Regions from separate parts of the Homo sapiens genome. Here all the other regions are linked to region 2. The links are chromatin contacts, found by Hi-C or POLR2A ChIA-PET in ENCODE. All regions are on one chromosome and are shown on one strand. The core of a region is the stretch at or near the end of the contact, and the rest is flanking DNA. Distances in the headings are between cores, read along the strand shown.

Evidence for each region. A loop is a pair of places that touch in the nucleus more often than their neighbours do. ChIA-PET counts read pairs that join two places held with the same protein, here RNA polymerase II (POLR2A). Pooled maps may share reads with other maps.
Region 1: a pooled map shows a loop between it and region 2 (3-fold over the local background). The contact joins the enhancer-like site here to the promoter of COQ8A in region 2. A Hi-C loop is called at or near these places in 6 of 168 maps with a recorded cell type or tissue (CD14-positive monocyte, CD4-positive, alpha-beta T cell, HCT116 and 3 more), 6 of 37 single-sample maps with no recorded cell type and 14 of 50 pooled maps. POLR2A ChIA-PET finds 5 or more read pairs at or near these places in 12 of 52 experiments (BJ, CD4-positive, alpha-beta T cell, CD8-positive, alpha-beta memory T cell and 9 more).
Region 3: a map of CD4-positive, alpha-beta T cell shows a loop between it and region 2 (12-fold over the local background). The contact joins the enhancer-like site here to the promoter of COQ8A in region 2. A Hi-C loop is called at or near these places in 11 of 168 maps with a recorded cell type or tissue (B cell, CD14-positive monocyte, CD4-positive, alpha-beta T cell and 6 more), 7 of 37 single-sample maps with no recorded cell type and 18 of 50 pooled maps. POLR2A ChIA-PET finds 5 or more read pairs at or near these places in 8 of 52 experiments (CD4-positive, alpha-beta T cell, GM12878, HCT116 and 5 more).
Region 4: a map of naive thymus-derived CD4-positive, alpha-beta T cell shows a loop between it and region 2 (4-fold over the local background). The contact joins the promoter of ITPKB-IT1 here to the promoter of COQ8A in region 2. A Hi-C loop is called at or near these places in 2 of 168 maps with a recorded cell type or tissue (gastrocnemius medialis and naive thymus-derived CD4-positive, alpha-beta T cell), 3 of 37 single-sample maps with no recorded cell type and 10 of 50 pooled maps. POLR2A ChIA-PET finds 5 or more read pairs at or near these places in 9 of 52 experiments (AG04450, CD4-positive, alpha-beta T cell, CD4-positive, alpha-beta memory T cell and 6 more).

Annotation. Positions count from the first base shown.
Region 1 is chr1:226,641,647-226,644,792 of GRCh38, reverse strand. It overlaps ITPKB (inositol-trisphosphate 3-kinase B), which reads left to right. Exons shown (of 8, transcript NM_002221.4): 5 at 2,668-2,872. Among named protein-coding and RNA genes, the nearest start is that of ITPKB-IT1, 32 kb to the left of the region's middle. RefSeq lists silencers at 105-327, 1,331-1,625 and enhancers at 1-345, 456-555, 1,166-1,245, 1,356-1,415, 1,680-2,347. Within about 2 kb of position 1,497, at least 18 of the 41 ENCODE cell types and tissues checked have a DNase peak (open chromatin) inside an H3K27ac peak, as active enhancers do; they include CD14-positive monocyte, CD4-positive, alpha-beta T cell, GM12878 and 3 more, where a contact is called at or near this core.
Region 2 is chr1:226,938,677-226,941,697 of GRCh38, reverse strand. COQ8A (coenzyme Q8A) reads right to left here and starts at 1,404. Exons shown (of 15, transcript NM_020247.5): 1 at 1,299-1,404. RefSeq lists silencers at 1,179-1,338, 1,389-1,698 and enhancers at 1,969-2,068, 2,259-2,308, 2,043-2,734.
Region 3 is chr1:226,624,772-226,627,999 of GRCh38, reverse strand. No RefSeq gene overlaps it. Among named protein-coding and RNA genes, the nearest start is that of ITPKB-IT1, 49 kb to the left of the region's middle. RefSeq lists an enhancer at 1-60. Within about 2 kb of position 1,364, at least 2 of the 41 ENCODE cell types and tissues checked have a DNase peak (open chromatin) inside an H3K27ac peak, as active enhancers do; they include dorsolateral prefrontal cortex, where a contact is called at or near this core.
Region 4 is chr1:226,673,590-226,676,766 of GRCh38, reverse strand. It overlaps ITPKB-IT1 (ITPKB intronic transcript 1), which reads left to right and starts at 1,699. Exons shown (of 2, transcript NR_103784.1): 1 at 1,699-1,850. The region is part of intron 2 of ITPKB (inositol-trisphosphate 3-kinase B); the gene reads left to right. RefSeq lists a silencer at 568-717.

The DNA.
Region 1 (3,146 bases), core at 248-2,747, 300 kb after region 2:
GAGGAGGCTGGAGCCCAGGGTTACCTCACATGCTGAGTCCCAGGGCAAGAGAGTTTGAGACATGTCACAGAGAAAGGGAAGGGCCGGTCACCAAACAATGCTGGGCATGGCGGGGGCAGAAGGGTGGCACTAAGGAGAATGTGATGCAGTTGCTGGTGGCGTCTGCACGTCGGGGCTTCTTGGGACTCTGGCTCCCGCCGACATGTGCTCAGTGGCTCTGGGGCATGCTCTGAGATTTGTGACTTGTCCTGGAGAGTCAACACTGTCTTCCTGACATTGGGACCAGGGGCCTGGGGAGTGCAGGTGAGAGCCCGCCCCTAGCACCTAGGAGCTCTGGGTGGCTTTCGCCTGCCACCTGTTGGCTCCCTGGGCTGGCCTGTCTCAAAGGAGCACTTCCTCCACCTGATCTTGAGTCCCCTCCTCCCCCAGCGTCCTGTGAGTGGGCGAGCAGGTCTCTGCTTCCCTGCATGGCTTGGAGCTTCGACTTTGTCTCGGGCAGGCAGGGGAGTGTGGGGAGGGGCTGAGCCTCACCTTCCTGTGGGCATCCCGCCCCACCATCCAGCTGGCACCCCCTGTGGACATCTCCCCCCAGCCTCTTTCCTCTCCTGGGCAGTGAGTGACTGCCCGCTTTGAGCCACGGGGGCCCTTTTTGGAGAAAGGCCATGTGAAAAGGGATTTCACATTGAGGTCTGCTTCCTGTTTAAGGGGGTGCTGAGAGCTCTTTGCAGAAGTGCAGCCACCCACCATGCGGTCCCCTACAGCGCCCTCAGGAGTCCCTCCCACAGCCTGGCTGCCCCTTTTCTACACAGTACACACATGGATGCACACGCAGCCCCTGCCTCAATGCCCCCGTCACCACTGACCTGGCTCTGCATGTGAGGGGTGTGCTCTGTGCGTGTCCTGCATGGGTGCACCTGTGTGTGTGCAGTGGTGCACAGGAGTCCGCGTTTATGTGCATGTGTGTGCATGAGCACATGTGTGTGTATGTGCGCACATGGTTGTGTGTGCATGCAAGGGCCCAACCCAAAGCTACTGACTTCCCCCTCCAGCCCTCATCACCTCCTGGAAGGTCCTAACCAGCCAGGCCTAAGTTCACACCCAAAGGATTTGTTTTTTTCTTCCCTTTTCTTTCCGTGCAAATTTCAATTAATACAGTGGTTTCTAAAGCCTGTCATTTTTAAGAGGCTGTAGTTTTTGTTTAGTCTGTTCTGGGTCCCAAACCAGCAACTTGGAGAAGTTGGTGGGCAGTGTTGGAACAAGGCCTGGGAGACAGATGCAGGAAGAGTGGAGGGCCAGGTGGAGGGCAGGCGGGCGGGGCCTCTGTGGGCAGCTCCCGCCCACACAGGGCAAAGGGGAGAAAACTTCCCCATCCTGCAACTGACACTGCTGATTTCTGCCTCCTCAAGGGCTGTGGGCAGCCTCTGAGCCTGTTGTGTAGGGAGACTGGGGCTCTAAAAGGAGAGCAGAGGAGCGGGGGTGGGATGACTCACCCCACCTCTGCTCTGGAGAAGGTAGAAGCGCAGAGCTGTGTGCTGGGGGAGGTGGCGTGTCCCGGCAGCTCAGGGCCAGCGATTCAGCCCCCGGCTGCTCAAGTGCTCTGCTGTCCCTGCCCCTGTTACCTTCCCCAGTGTCTAGGTGGTCCCCGCCAGTTCAGCTGGAGCTGCTCGTGTGGAGGCCAGGGCCGTGAGGCAGTTGAGTTGGAAGCATTTTCTCAGGCTTTTTGGACTGGGGGCTCACCTATGAGGAGGCCTGGTGTCGATGGGGTGGGGTGCACCAGGCATGTCTCTGGGATGAGCAGAGGCTGAGGGAGCCCCCTGCCTTTCCCCCACAATACGGCCTTCTCCATCCACACTGGGACCCCTTCCAAGGCCACTTTCTGACCTGAACTTTGTGCTCCAGAAGATTTCACCTCTTTGGAAAGAGCCAGAGACACTTATGGGCAGGCTCAGCCTTCAGGCTGCCTGAGAGCAGCAGAGATGGGGACTTGAGGACAGACCACTTCTCCCACCAGGACAGGTTCTGGCTTTGGAAGCCCTCGCTTTATGGAAGGGCCGAGGCAGCCAAGGGGATCTAGTGGGGCCCTGAGTAGACCCTGCCCCCAGTCCCCTCTCTTAGCTCCACCGTAGCAGCAGGATCAGGACCAGCCACCCCCGACACCCCCTGCTGCCCTGCCTCCGTCTTCCTTCTTCTGCTGGTTCCTGTGGGGGTCTCCCGAGGAGGAGCTCCTTGGGCTTTGTGAGGCCAGCCGATGGGCTTGGAGTGAAAGTGAAGGCAGTCCGATTCAGTGAGGCTGCACCTTTTCTCCTGGATCAAGAGCCAACCCCAGGCTGGGTGGTGGTGCACACCTGTAATCCCAGCACTTTGGGAGGCCAAGGTGGGAGGATCACTTGAGGCTAGAAGTTTGAGACCAGCCGGGGCAACATAGCGAGACTCCCTTATCTACTAAAAAAATTGTCTAAAAAAAAAAGAAAAGAAAAATTAGAGCCAGCCCCAGCTGGAACAGAGTCTGCCGTCCCCTCGGAAAGACGTGCCTTGACTCAGGGCACTGAGCTGACTGCAGCTGTTGGGCAACACACGCCCCAAACCTTCATCCACCAGGCAGGAAAGGAGCTGCTGGTGAGCCCTGCCCCAGGCCTCGGCCCTCATGTCGCCTTCCCTCCCACGTAGGACCTACCTGGAGGAGGAGCTCACGAAGGCCCGGAAGAAGCCCAGCCTGCGGAAGGACATGTACCAGAAGATGATCGAGGTGGACCCCGAGGCCCCCACCGAGGAGGAAAAAGCACAGCGGGCTGTGACCAAGCCACGGTACATGCAGTGGCGGGAGACCATCAGCTCCACGGCCACCCTGGGGTTCAGGATCGAGGGAATCAAGGTGAGGCCGGCGAGTGAGGGCAGCCTCGGGCCCCACCCGTGCCCACCTCAGGGGGCTTGGCTTCTCTCAGCGCCCTTTGGAAGCTGTAAGCTTCTCCAGGCACAGGCTCAGAATGTGGGTGGCCCGCCCCAAGGCCAGACATTTGGAGACATCAGCCTATTCCTCAGGCGGGATGGCTGTGTAGGGGGCTCAGGCCTCAGAGCAGAGTGGCTTCTAGCCCTGCCCAGCTGTCAGCCCTCTGCCGAGGACTCTCCATTTAGCCCAGACGGTGCCT
Region 2 (3,021 bases), core at 155-2,654:
GTTCAAGCAATTCTCCCACCTCAGCCTCCTGAGTAGCTGGGATTATAGGCGCCCGCCACCACATCCGGCTAATTTTCGTATTTTTTTTTTTTCGGTAGAGACGGGGTTTCACCATTTTGGCCAGGCTGGTCTCGAACTCCTGACCTACGGTGATCCACCCGCCTCGGACTCCCAAAGTGCTGGGATTACAGGCGTGAGCCACCGCACCCAGCCGCCTGAGTCTTACAGATGCTGCTCCTGTAGCTCCCCTTTTGTCTCTCCTCGGGAGAAAGGCCTTCCTCCAAAAGAAGAGTCTCCCAAGAGCCCTCCTGCCAGGATGACCTACCCATCCACAGCGTGACAACTGGCAGGCTGGCATCAAGGAATGTTCAAATCCTTTGGCAATCAGGTAGGCCTGGCATGACCAGCTACTCAATCCTGTCACGTAGATCCAAGGCCCAAGTGAACGTGCACAAGTTTTTCAACAGGCTGTAGGCCCGACTCAGGCTGGAAGACTGCACACAAGCCTCTCACCCTTCAGGAACCTGACATCTCTCACCCAAATGGGGAGTCCCAACACCCAAACCTGCCCCTGCAGCACTCCCCATCGCCCAAAGAGGGTTTGGCAGAGGGGCTGTTACCTCTGTGCAATGGGTGAGAATGAGCCTCGGAAAGGTTCGAGTTTAGGGGAGTAAGCCCAAACCACTCACAAGACCCCCCAGAGTTTGGAGAAGAGGAAAGGCCAAAGAAAAGCGAAAGGAAGAAAGGATCAAAAAGGATCCCCTGTCCCAAGTTCACACAAAATTCCCACCTGCGAAGCCCAACAGCTGGCTCCAGCCAAGGAAGTCAAAGTTCTCACCCAAACCTGCAGCCAGCGGCAACGAGCCTAGAGCCCCAGACACACAGTGCAAGGGGGTCTGGGAGTGAAGAACAACATTATTAGAAAGCGAAGCATCAAAGCTGTATTGGCGACCAAAGGGCATGGGCAACGGGCATTCGGCAGCGGGAAGGCGGTCGGGCAAGCAGCGGGCGTGTTCCAGGGACCCAAGGCTCTGCACGTGGCCCTCGTCTCCTCCCCGAAGCAGGAACGAGGGGCTGAGGTGGACCCAGGGACGTGAGACGGCTGCAGAGGACCCACCCTGCAACTGAGGCGCCCCCACTGCGTCCGGACCTGAGGCTCGCGGCCAGCGAAACTCGCGGGGAAGCTGCGCTGTCACATGAAGAGAATGCAAGAAGGGCTGAGGTGGGTGTTGACCCCAGCTCTGGCCGCAGCCAGACGGCGCCTGGGCACGCGGCGGGCCGGCGGGTGGCAGCCTTACCTGGCTGCAGGAAGCTGGGATCCGCGGTCACCTTCTAGCCGCCTCCGCGCCCGCCTCTGCGCGCTGGCCACCGCGCTGACGCCCGCCACGCGCTCCGGATCTGTTTACCAACTCGCCCGCTCCGGGGGAGCCCCAGCTCACAAGCCCCGCCCCGCGGGCCGCTCCCATTGGCTGCACCGCCGTCCGCCTGCCGAATGCCGCTCTGCGCGTGGGAGCGTGCTCGGCCCGTGCTCCCGGCCCGTAGCCAATCGCGACCGAGAGCGGAGCAAGAGGAGCCAATGGGAGGCTACCTTAGCGGACAGGGCCCTCCTGTTCTCCTTTTCCCCACCTCCCGGCTACCTTTCTCTCTAGCAAACCGGGGCTGGAGGCCTGGCTTTGGAGTTGCTGGCCTGCGCGCATGCGCCTTGAGAACGGGAGCCTTTTTCACTGCGATGCAGTGTGCGTGGCCGCAAAGGCACCCCTGCGTGCTTGTTGCCTCCAGACTGGTGCTTGCTGGGCCTCTGCGCGGGCCTGGGAGGGGAGGCTGTGGACCAAGCAGACGCGACTGCGGGGCGTGGAGGGTGCCGCCGCTTTAAGGACCGGGCGATGCCTGTTCTTTGCTCCTCTCTATGTAGCAAGAGCCCCTTGCCCAGGGTCCACAAAAAGCACTCCGAGGAGGGGAAACGCGGCGGGCAAGGCCGCGCACTTCCACTTCCGGCCCTTCGGCCGGGGCCCTTCAGGCTAAGGATGCTTGTTTTGTGTGGCGCCATCCTCAAAACAGGAAGCCTCTGCCACCCGCGCCCCGAGGGTAGAGAGATAGTACCCTCACCGGAGTCGCTGTCCGCCCGCCGGTCTCGTCGGCGTGCAGGTGCCCGCAGTCGCTGACAGCCGGGGTTTTGGAGGGCGCGCAGCCAACACGGGATGGAGCTCGGGTGCAGCCCTCGGCGTCCCCGCCGAGCAGCCCTGGGAGGCACCGCCACCAGCAGCACGCAGATTTGCCCCGTCACTCCCTCCTTAACGAGAAAAGGAACGTATGAGCCAAAGTCGGCTCGACAATTTCCACTCAGATGACCCCAAACACTGGTCTGCAGCTCTGTTAATCGTTCTTGTGGAAAAAAGAAATAACAATTTAGTTTTTCATGAAATGAAATACTCAAGCCAAAGGATTGTTCCTTATTCTGAGCCTCCCCCCGCTTTTTTTTTTTTTTTTTTTTTGGTATTGTGAAACGAAAATTCACTCTGCCAAAAGGAAAAAAAATTAAACTGAAAGCTGAGTCATGCAACTGCCTTTCCTTTTGTTCCTAAGCAGATAGCTACAGATTAAAGGTGAAGTATCTCCACTCTATGTTCACCTTATCTTGTGTAAAGTGCCGATTTACTGAGCGCCAAATACATAACTGTTGCCCTACCTGCTCCCTTTATCGCAACATGTGGCTTCAATAATGTGAACATACCTTCCATCTTCCCCCTCCAGCCTGCTTTTCCCCTTTAAATATTGAAGCCCTCAAAATCATCTTTGGAGAAAGGCACAGACCTGTCTTCTGGGCGCGAGTCCTTCACCTTCGCAACATAAATTTCTAAACTGATACAGGTACTTTTCGGTTCACAAATATTGACATTTAACTTAATTGAAAGTCGTTTGTTTTATATTATCACTTGGAAAAATTTAAAGTTAGCTGTTCTATGTTGATGCCTAAAATTGGGGATAGGGGCCTGCTTTATTATAATGAAATCCAGAAGTGAA
Region 3 (3,228 bases), core at 115-2,614, 310 kb after region 2:
CTCACTCTCTCCTGCCACCACGTAAGACGTGCCTTGCTTCCTCTTTGCCTTCTGCCATGATTGTAAGTTTCCTGAGACTTCCCCAACCATGCAGAACTGTGAGTCAATGAAACCTTTTTTTTCTTCATAAATTACCCAGTCTTAGGTAGTTCTTTATAGCAGTGTGAAAATGGACTAATGCAGGTGGGGACCCTGGGTCTCTCTAAGGAGGCACTGTTTTTGTTCTGGGCTCTCTGAAACCCTTCAGGGGAGCACAACCTAGGCACCCCCCACACCCCAGTCCTCTCTCCTCACAGCAGACTGACTGTGCAGAACCAAGTTTACTCTTTAGCTCACAGGCTGGCTCCCATGCCCTCCCACAGAAACACGGAATATTATCCTAGTTCCCACAAACACCTCGAAACAGTGGACAAGTCATTTTTCTTGCTGTTTTACTGCAACAGCTGTGGCCCGCTCCTGGCATTTCAAGTGCCATGCATGGGCCTGAGATGACAAATTCAACAAGCAAGTGAGAAAGGGAATGGCAAACCAGGAGTGAGAAGATGGATTTCATGCTTTAGCAAGACATGAGGGCTTGCAGGGTTTTTTTTAAACAAGAAAATAACGAGTTGATGTAATAATGACAACAATAATACAAGAGAGGGTCAAAGTGCCATCAGACACCTGTCTCAGTCTGTTTGGACTGCCATAAAAACACAGCACACACTGCATGGCTTAACTGAAATGTATTTTCTCACAGGTCTGGAGGGTGGAAAGTCCAAGATCAAGGCCAGGCTAGTTCAGTTTCTAAGGAGGGCTCTCTTCCTGGCTTGCAGACAGCCACCTTCTCACTACGTCCTCACACTGCAGAGAGCACACTCCTCTGCTTATAAGGCAACTAGCCCTATTGGGTTAGGGCCTCACCTTTATGACCCATTCAACCCTTACCATCTCCTCACACGCCCTATCTCCAAATACACATGAAGGGTTAGGGCTTCAACATTTGAATTTGGGGTCGATAACGGTGCATCTGTTGCTAACTAACATCCTGGACGGTTTCTAACTTCCAACCTGTACCTTTTCAAACTTGTGAATGAGTAAAGCAGTTTTGGGGGGAAAAAGTGCAATGCTAATTTCTGTGGCTTTCAATGTGGCAACATGTGTTTGGGTTATTTTAAAAATAGCTTCTGCAAATTATGGACAAACAGTATCTTACAGAGCCAGTTTGCTGTCGACAGCAGCCCTGTTTTTATTTCAATGGAAAAAAAAATGCCCAATTTTAGTCATGCTTTCTGAGAACACGTGCTGGAGTGAGATCAAGAGGGCCGCCTACAGAGGCGTCTGAAATAGCCTGGCGCCGCCTGCAGAGGCTGCCCCCTTCTGGACGGTCGGGTGCATTACAAGGTGCCCGAAGAAAAGGAAGACGGGTCAGGAGCTCAGCGACGTCCAATCCTGTACCCCCAGGAATGCCCTGGAGAAGAGAAAGCTCCCTTTCTTTCATGGCTTCTCCCAGCCTGGCTACATCTTTGCCCTGGCAGAAAGGCAGTGACCATGGCAATGATGAAGGAATCGCCAAAACCAAAGGTTAGGGAGGGCTTCCTGTGTGCTGGGCAGGGTGGTGCACACTGTACACCGGTTACTTTATTTCATCTGTACACTACTAGCACCCCCAGTTGAGGGGGGTGCTATTAGTGTTATCATAAATACATGTATAAATTAGGAAACATGCTCAGAGAGATTGAATAATTTGACCAAGTTTGCACAGCTAGTGAATGCCAGAGCCAGGATTAGAACCCAGATATAGGGCATGGCGTGGCAGTGGTCGGGTTCGCAGGCACATGGCATGCAGTGTGAAGAGGGCCGTGGTGGGGCAAACATGGGGCTCCACGGAGTACAGAGGAGGCCTGACCCAGGAGAGGGACAAGAAGGTCACTGAAGGGAGGCTTTGCAGAGGACGTGGCACCAGGAGATTGGAGGATGGAGCAGAACATGAAGGTCACAGAGGCACCTCCAGAGCATGCTTCATCTGGAGTCACTCCAGGCAGTGGGAGCAGAGGACCCTTGTGGAGCTGGTGAAGGGGTCAGGGCTGGATCACGACCTGGGGAGCCAGGGTGAGGCGCATGGACTTTCCTGCAGTGACAAGCAGGTGTCCTTGGAGGCTGTCAAGGTGGGGCATGATGAGATCACATTTGCATGTGATGGGGTCACTCTGGCTGCCTGTGGCTTAAAGAAGGGAAGACAATGCGAGGAGATTCATTAGGAGGAGGTCAGGTGAAGCAGAGGAGAGATGATGGGGTCCTGAAGTGAGGTCAAGGCCATGAGCAGGAGAGATGACGATGAGGTTGCATGGATGCCCTTCCACTGTGGCTGTAACATCGTGGGCCTGGGTGTCCCGAGAATGACTGGCTGGTAGGCCAGAAGCATGGGGATGGCCCACCCTGAGCTGGGAGCATGGGAGGACAGGCAGGACTGGAGGGCAGGGGAGCAGGGAATGAGTTTAGTTGAGACACATCTAGTTACAGGTGGCTGTGGGACATCCACATCTGAGGCCAACTGGACACGTGGGCCTGGAGTTCAGGAACCAGACCTGGGCAGGAGTCATGGGGATAGCATCAGAGGATTGCTGGGGCGCAGCAGGCAGGCAGACACACACTGCCGCACTCAGTGAGAAATGCAGAATTGAGAAGTGGATGTGCCAGTGAGTCCTGAAGTTTCAGAATTAAAAGAAAAACATCAGATTATTAACAGAGATTGGTTTGAGTGATGGGATAATGAGTGGTTTCTCTTTTTTTTTTTTTTTTTTTGAGAGTTTTGTTCTTATTGCCCAGGCTGGAGAACAGTGGCGCGATTTTGGCTAACTGCAACCTCCGCCTCCCAGGTCCAAGCGATTCTCCTGCCTCAGCCTCCCAAGTAGCTAGGATTATAGGCATCCACCACCACACCTGGCTAATTTTTTGTATTTTTATTAGAGATGGGGTTTCATCATGTTAGTCAGGCTGGTCTTGAACTCCTGACCTCCTGTGATCCACCCGCCTTGGCCTCCCAAAGGTTTTTCTTTTCTACCTTACAGTTTTTTGCTTACTTAAAAATTTCCCAACAAGCATAATTGGCTTTCATAATCAGAAGTATGTACATGCGTAAGGATTTTGTTCTAGTCACTGTTTTGTGACTAAATCATCCGGAATCCTCCTGACAGAGATGGGCTCCCCTTCCGTGTCCCCGAGCCCTTCTTTTTTGGCACTTATTCC
Region 4 (3,177 bases), core at 450-2,949, 270 kb after region 2:
CTCCAGGCAGTTACCCTACGTCCTTTTTAAGTCAAGGTGTGGTATAAGTCCATTAACGAATTAAAATACTTCCAGATTTCTGTGTTATTCTCAAGGCACTTTTGCTAGATAACAATACCTCACACTTGGACGGTGTTTTGTGGTTTGCAAAGCACTTTCACATCTGTTTTCTCACTTGGTTGCCATAATAACCCTGGGAGCCGGGAAGGGCATGTCTTGTTATTATCCCTATTTTGCAGATGAGGAAGCCAAGGTTTTTAGAAGGTTGGGTGGCCTAGTCAAGGTCACACCGGTAGGGGAATTGGGGGGATGGAGGAAACTAGAGCTGTTTTTCCTTAACCATCTTGCCTCTCACTGAGATGAAACAGCAGGATGGTTCCTGGGACCCAGGATCCCTTTGAACGCTTGGATTAAAATAATTTATGAGTTCTTTGTGAGTGTGTGTGGACCTGCTGGTAGTGGCTTTTCTTCATTAGAATTTGCATGCAAGATTGACACTAAGATGGCTGACTTTCACCATCCCAAACCAACCCTGTTTTTGCACCGTGCTGTAGTGGTATGAATTACCTTGCAGGTAATTGTGGCTTAGGTGATGGTACACAAAAGGCATCATACAGCAGCCAGATGTTCATTTTACTAAATGGAAAATATGACTCAGAACACGGGCCAATCTGAGCCTCCAAGCAGGCAAATTAGCCATTGAGGATGAAGTCTTCACCTCTGGAGAGGAGAGAATGTGGGAGCACAGAGCCCAGAGTCAAATGATTTGGTTGAGATCCCCCCACTTTGGTTATTTAGACTTGCTTATACTCCTCTGACCAGACTATGGGATCTTCTACAGAAATTCTACAGAAGTGTGGGCAGAATTACAAGTAAGGTGGGTTGAGGAAGTGCACAGGTGGAAGTGTAGCCGAGAGGATGCGTTTGAGGAGCAAGAGGCTGGGACTCAAGAAGGCTTTATGCAGACTCGAATCTTACATTGATAACAAGCATTTGCGTAGCACATACGAGTTTCATCCTATGAAGGATTCCATAGGATTCTCACAGCAGCCCAAGGATGTGAGCAGAGCAGTAAACAATATCCCTGTTTTATAGAGGAAGTAGAAATCGAGAAGCAGGAAGGTTGGGTAATTTGCCCAAAGTTCCACCACTAGTAAATCGCAGAACTGGGACTAAAGCCCAGGTCTTCTGACCCTCACTGGGCCCAGCGTTCTTTCCAATATGTCATCCTGCCATTTTCCCCTTCCTTCCTCCTCCCCACAGCTCCTTGCAAGTTCAGCCTGCTGGAGGTAAGGGAAGTGATCATGAGAGTTTTTCCAGTGCTGAGACGTTCTGGAAAAAACATGGACCTGTATCTGTGTCCTGATCTGTGCTTCGTGATTGGACTGTCTTGACACTCGTCTCAGGACTCTGGGGAGTGCTTGTGCAAGTGTTTCCCAGTGTGGCCGGCTTCTTGAACGCTGCTAATGGAAAGTTGTAAGAGTTCTATTTTCCTGTTTCAAGCGAGCGTTTCCCCCTTGGGGTTATAGCAACCACTTCCTCCTCAGCACCCGGTGGGTCGTGGTAAACACCAGTTACAGCAGAGTATCCCCTTCTGACAACCTCATTGGTTCCTTTTTTTTTTTTTTTTTTTTTTTTTGCCTGTAAGCACATACACACAGAGTTCTGAAGGCTAGGTCTCCTTTCCTTCTGGTTTAGAGTTTTCAGAGTACCCTGCTGTGGCCTTGGAAACAGAAAACCCACACAGAGGTCAAACGCAGTTCTCGTGGAGTCACCTTGTCATCCTGCTTTGTTTTGGAAGGAACTGGGTCGGAGGCAGCACAGTAGGACTACAGCATCTTTAACCCTTGGTAGGATGGCTGGATCCGCTGAACGCTTGTGGGTAAACAGGAAGCTCACAGCCTCAGTGGATCATTAAGGGTGATACAGAATAGACACGAAAATCTTAAGTGGGATGGGAGCAGAGCAGGACTTGGTGGGTAGATAGTGAGGAAAAGGAGGCAAATAGGGATGGTGAAGAAATCGAAAGGGAATGGGGGATACAAGGAAAGGGTCAGGAAAGGGTGAGTAAAAGGTTTAAAGAGAGGTGCTAATTTTAGATACTTAAAAGTATTTTAAGTATCTAAAACTTGTGGCTGGGTGTGGTGGCTCACTCCTTTAATCCCAGCACTTTGGGAGGCCAAGGCGGGCAGATCACCTGAGGTCAGAAGTTCGAGACCAGCCTGGCCAACATAGTGAAACCCCGTCTCTAACTAAAAATACAAAAATTAGGCCAGGCACAGTGGCTCACGCCTGTAATTCCAGCACTATGGGAGGCTGAGGTGGGTGGATCACGAGGTCAGGAGTTCAAAACTAGCCTGGCCAAGATGGTGAAACCCCATCTCTACTAAAACTACAAAAATCAGCCAAGTGTGGTGGCAGGTGCCTGTAATCCCAGCTACTCGGAGGCTGAGGCAGGAGATTGGTTTGAACCTGGGAGTTGGAGGTTGCAGTGAGCCGAGATGGTGCCACTGCCCTCCAGCCTGGGCAACAGTGAGACTCTGTCTCAAAAAAAAATGTGTATATATAAATACTTAAAAAATATTTGTAATTGCTGGTTTGGGGTTACTAGAATCTCTTCTGAATCTGTCTCAGTTTTTCTTACAGCTTTTAAAATCCATGGAACTCTATCACCAGGAGATGATTGTGGTATGGAGCTGATCACCCCGGAGTTAGTGGGGTGGCAACTGAGATCGGGGGGAAATGGAGCAGTTTGAGGATATATGGGCCGTGAAAACCTCCCAGCTCTGCCCCCAGCCATGCCATGAAAGTCATGGGGAAGAAAGGCCCCCATTTGTGTGTTTGTGTTATTAAATAGAACAGTAACAGAGCAGGTCTCTGAGCCTGCCTGGCAGAAATCTTTCTGTAGCAGGAGTGTCCTGCAACTCTCTGGTGGATTTGCAAAACAGTACAGATAGAAAAACTTAAATGGGAAACAAGCTTGTCTTGTCCTACTTTGTGGAGATAGATAATAAAGCCGAAAGGCCAAGAAGTGTAAATATATAGCATATATCTAATGTATATGGTATATGTACATATCAATCTATAGCTATGCAATATCTACACTATTTATCTATGTTTATACGATGACTCTAGGCTTCAGAAGACCTGTCAAAGATTTCCATACATCTAGAGAAT